Regions from separate parts of the Homo sapiens genome. Here region 2 is linked to region 1. The links are chromatin loops, found by intact Hi-C in ENCODE. Cell type or tissue: heart right ventricle. All regions are shown on one strand.

Region 1 (2,500 bases):
CGCAATGTCAGCTCATTGCAACCTCTGCCTCCTAGGTTCGAGCAATTCTCCTGCCTCAGCCTCCCAAGTAGCTGAGACTACAGGTGTGGGCCACCACACCCAGCTAATTTTTGTATTTTTAGTAGAGACAGGGTTTCATCATGTTGGCCAGGCTGGTCTCGAGCTCCTGACCTCAGGTGATCTGGCCACCTTGGCCTCCCAAAGTGCTGGGATTACAGGCGTGAGCCACTGAGCCCAGCCAACTCTGGTGTTTTTTGTTTTTGCATTTTTTTTTTAACATGAGAAAACACTGAAATGGGTTTTCTGGGTTTTCCAGTACAAGTCTCAGATTGAGACAAAAAAAAAAGAGTAAAATTATTCTGCACACCTAAAGTAATAGGTTGTCTTCTTTAGGTGAGTGAGAGAGAGAGAGAGAGAGAGCGAGAGAGCTGCTTGAAGGCACTAGCAGGCTGCCAGCATCTGAAGAGCTCCTGGACCAGGGTCTCAGGAATGACACAGGCCTGGGGTGGCCTGATGTTTGGGGCTGTTTCCACCTCAGAGACATTTGGTGATTCGGGCGGACACTGGGGCCCTGGGCGATGTTTTTGACGGAGTTGGTGGGGGGTGTGCGCTGGTAAATGTCTCCCTTTGCTTGGGACCCCAGAGGCCTTGGATCCCAGCAGCCAGGGTGAACTGGGAAGAAAAGGAGCACAGGGCAGGTGTGACTCGGGAACAGCACTCAGATGCCGGAGTTGATCCATGAAGGTTCAGCGGACTGAGTGCGCCTACTATGAAACAAATGCTTGTCAGGTCAGACAAGGAGAGTCAAGTCCGATGATATCTTGTTTATGAGCCGCATCTAGAGCGTAAGGATGGAGCAGGGAGGAAGGGGGAAGGTTGGAGGAAGACGCATCCACAGGCCCTGGCCAAGGGAGGCGGGAGCTGGGCTGACGGGGGAGCAGCCTGTGGGCCCTGAAACCCTCCCTGCTCTCCTTGCCAGCACCTGCTCATCCTCAATGTCCCTGTCATTCCCTCAGTGGGTACGTTTTCAGTGCCTTCTCTGTGCTAGGTGCCTGGTACCAGGTGTCACGGATTCAGAGTGGACAAAATGGAAAAACACCACAATCTTCCTCCTCGTTGGGGAGACAGACAAACTGTACATAAATAAATGATCGTGCTCCTTTCGGGGAGAGATAAGAGCCAGGTGGACATAAACAGGCCTTGTCTTCTGCCCCCACCAGACAGGGCACGTCCAAATTAGCACCCTGTCTGCCTCCCTCACCTAATTTCCTCCCCTCCTACCCCCATGCAAATATAGCCACTGTGCCTTGGGCTGCAGCTGCCGTCCCCACTCTGTCTGCACACTGGGAGCCCCTCGAGCATGGACAGGATCTTGGGGCTCTGAATTTCCAGTGCCCAGTGACCGTGGCAGGATATAAGGCTTTAGTTTCCCGAGGACAGGGGCTGGACCAGCTGTTTTCAGGCCTTTCCCGCTCCTGCAGCGCCCCCTGGTGTGGGGGGACCAGTCTCTGCAGCCACCGCGGACCCCACACCCCACAGCCAGAGGGTCCTCGCATCCTTCCTGATGACCAAGTTCCCTCCCACGGGCTCACACCCGACCGCTGGAACCCTTGCTTCCCTTGGACCATGAACAGTATAGAGGAGACGCTCTCATTCTCCATTAGTGGGTCAAATGGTTTCAGTCACTTTGGGAAATGGTGGTTTGTGGTTTTTTTAATTAAATTAATTTTTTTTTTTTTGAGACAGGGTTTTGCTCTGTTACCCAGGTTGGAGGACAGTAGCGTGATCACAGCTCACTGCAGCCTTGAACTCCTGGGCTCAAGTGATCCTCCTGCCTCAGCCTCCTGAGTAGCTGGGACTACAAGGCACGAGCCACCGTGCCTGGCTAATTTTTGTATTTTTAGTAGAGCCGGGGTCTCACTATGTTGCCCAGGCTGGCCTCGAACTTCTGGCCTCCAGTGATCCTCTGGCCTAGGCCTCCCAAAGCCCTGGGAATACAGGCATGAGCCACTGTGCCTGAATCTGGATAACTTCTCAGCACATAAAAGGAGTCTTCTTAGAAGGATAGTTTTGTAAGTTCTGTATCAACATCCCAGGGCACGATTAGGAACAAAGCCCCATTGGAGCCCACGGGAATGTCTGTGTGGTGTTTGACTGAACCTTAGGTTGGACTCAACTGGATTGGGCGTCTGACTTTCTCACCCACTGGCCTGCCCAGCTCTTGGGAAAGAATCACATCTTGTTTTTCTTTGTGTCCTAGTCTTCCCATGGTGCTTGATTTCTGAGCCAGCCCTTAGTCTGACTGAATTCTCCTGTCTGCCTTTCTGTCTCGCATTCCTTATGGAGTGCCTACATTTTGTGTAGTCGTTCATTCACTCAGTCACTCTGACAATCGCTTATTGCACAGATATGTGAGTGTACCAGGGATGTGCTACCTGCTTGCTGAGCATGCAGCCAAGTGGATGCAGCTAACATCCACTTGTTACTCCAGGTGAGTAAG
Region 2 (2,500 bases), 150 kb before region 1:
GACATGCCTGCCCCTTGCACAACACCCCAAAGGACAAGGCTGGAGCAAGTGACTGCTGCGCCCTTCTACCTTGGCACAGAGTAGCGAGGCTGTGCCAAGGGTAAGACCATCTGGGCCCTGCTGGGCTGCTTCCTGCAGCTGCACTGGCCACATGGAAGACTCTCCACAGCTGTTCTCTCTGACGGCTCCAAGAACTCCAAGTTACTAGTTGAGGTTCATGAGAATACCCCAGGCTCTGGGATTAGACAGACTTCAGTCAATTCCAGGTCATGCTATTTACTTGTGATGTAACTTTGCACAAATTATTTAACCTCTTTGAGCCCTAGTATCCTCATCTCTAAGATGAGAACATCACCATTTTCCCTCCTACATTTCTGTGCAAATTCAAAGAGGTGAAGCCTCAAGCACAGTGCCGGGCACACACATTGCACCCATGACCGCTGCTTATCAAAGCCATAGGCTTGGAGGCGTGGTTGCCCTAGGGCGGCTGGGGAGGATGCCATGTGTCCTCTGCTGAGGCTGGGAGGAACCCTGGCTTCATCTCTCCTAAGGAGGCATCTTTTCCTTGGCTGACTTCTCACTCCATGGCCCACTCCATATGGCCACCACTTATACTGGCTGAGGGGCATGGAGTGGATAGGACATGGTTTCCTTGACAAGGATAGCTCAGAGGCAGGCAGGCCCATCTCCACACCCCACTCCTTCATTTTCTCTTCCTGCTTTAGGAATTCTGTACATACAAGAGGGTTTTATTGTGCCACAGGGTATTTGGAAAAGGTGATGCTGAACTGCTGCTGATAGTCTTCATGATGCTCAAGTTGACCACCACCCTGTTTCGGGCTATGACATGCCAGCCACTGTTCTAGGCACTTTACCTTACAATGAGGGCATTCTTCTAGCCTCCTTTTATACATACAGACTACAGAGGCACAGAAAGGCTCAGTCAGCACCCAAAGCCTAATAGCTGGGGAAAGAAGCTCTGGATTCCAATACAGTTCTCAATCCTGGGCCTTTCACCACCTGTCTGTACTGCTTCCCTGCAGGACTCTCTGTCTTTAATGCTAAAATCATCCAGACGCTTACATTACTCGAGTCTTGAAAGCACTGAAAATCCAGGGGCGTGAGCTGTGGAGACTGCTGTTTGGGACGGCACTCCTGGTGCACAGAGTCTACAAGGCCCTCTGTGGTCTGGCTCCCAGCTGCCTGGCTGGCCTCATCCCCACCACACTCCCATGCCATCCCTTCTTTGCCAGTCATGTTGGGGGCATACCCAATGCATTCCTGTCCCTGCACAAGCCACTGCTGCCTGGCACCTCTCCCTGCAGGCAGCCCCAGCTGTCACATGGTCTGTGCCCTATTTCCTCAAGTCCCTGTTGAGAAGGTACCTGAGCAGGGGGAGGACAGGGACACGATCTGTTTGCCTATGCATTCCCAAGTCTAGAACAGTGCCTAACCCAAGTGCTGAAGGGATGCACATATGAATGCGCAGCAAGGCCAGCAGGGGGCAGACTGCACAAAGCTGGGGCTTTCTTATATGGTTACCTGAACAAGCTGCCTCTTTTCTGAGCCTGTTTCCTCGCCTTACTGTAAAGGGGACAATGCTACTCTTCCTTTCCAGAGATGCTGTGAGCTCCCAGGTCAGCCCCTGGCTCAGAGCAGCAACTGCTTGTGATGAATCATATCCAATATTAGAAGCATTAGGAGTCCCCAGCCACTTCTGCTGAGTAGGTAAGTGACTACCTGTTTTCTTGGCTATCCTTCTGAGACTAAATGCCCCAACCCACATAAGCTAAAGAAGGATGCTTCATGATGCTACAGGGCAAATATGCAGGGACTTAACTCACAGTGTGAGCTAAAGGTCATTCAAAAGAAATAATTACCAGTATTTATGCACTGAGAGTTTCTCTATATACCACTTCACTGTAAAAACAAAAATATTATGTACAAACACCAGTATCCACTAAGAGACTGTACAGATAACCAGGAACCTAGAGCTAAGAGGTGAAACTGGATTCTTTACTAACTAATGACAGAAAACTGGACTAAGGGTGCTAAGGTTGCCCTTTACTAAAGAAACATGAACTCTGTGTCTCAAAATCATCCTATGCCACTGCAAGGAATTGGTTCTTTTCCACAAGGTGGCATCCTCCTCTCCCTCCTAGCTCTTCCTGAGAGGTCCTCTGTGGCACAGCTGTGGCCACATCCCACCTTCATTCCATTAACTGTGTCTGTGTCTTGTACTTGCCCAGTTTACCAGACTGGACACACATGAAGGGAAGCTCTGTGTGTCCTACTCCTACTGCCCTGGCATCTACCTTGGTACCAAGTGCAGGCAGCTGCTGTAGAGGGCAAAACTTCTGGACCACAAGAATCACAACCTACATTCTAGCCCATGCTTAATAGTTAACTGTGTGATTTCGGGCAAATTACAGTACTAAACTTGAGACTCAGCTTCCTCATCTGAAAACTAGCGGGGGGCATCTCCTAAGGTTCTTGTGGG

The links. Peaks named below come from ENCODE experiments on the same cell type or tissue, not always from the same donor. Only the 100,000 strongest peaks of a DNase experiment are listed, where the experiment ranks them.
Region 2: it touches region 1 in a loop (9-fold over the local background); 109 of 110 quality-filtered maps call a loop at or near these places.

Annotation. Positions count from the first base shown.
Region 1 is chr4:6,719,420-6,721,919 of GRCh38, reverse strand. No RefSeq gene overlaps it. Among named protein-coding and RNA genes, the nearest start is that of BLOC1S4, 4.5 kb to the right of the region's middle. In heart right ventricle, a CTCF peak has its summit at 1,497 (motif pointing left); a DNase peak (open chromatin) is centred at 1,479; H3K27ac peaks cover 308 bases.
Region 2 is chr4:6,873,145-6,875,644 of GRCh38, reverse strand. The region is part of intron 8 of KIAA0232; the gene reads right to left. Among named protein-coding and RNA genes, the nearest start is that of TBC1D14, 35 kb to the left of the region's middle. RefSeq lists a silencer at 1,427-1,586. In heart right ventricle, a CTCF peak has its summit at 1,491 (motif pointing right); DNase peaks (open chromatin) are centred at 17 and 1,504; H3K27ac peaks cover 1,775 bases.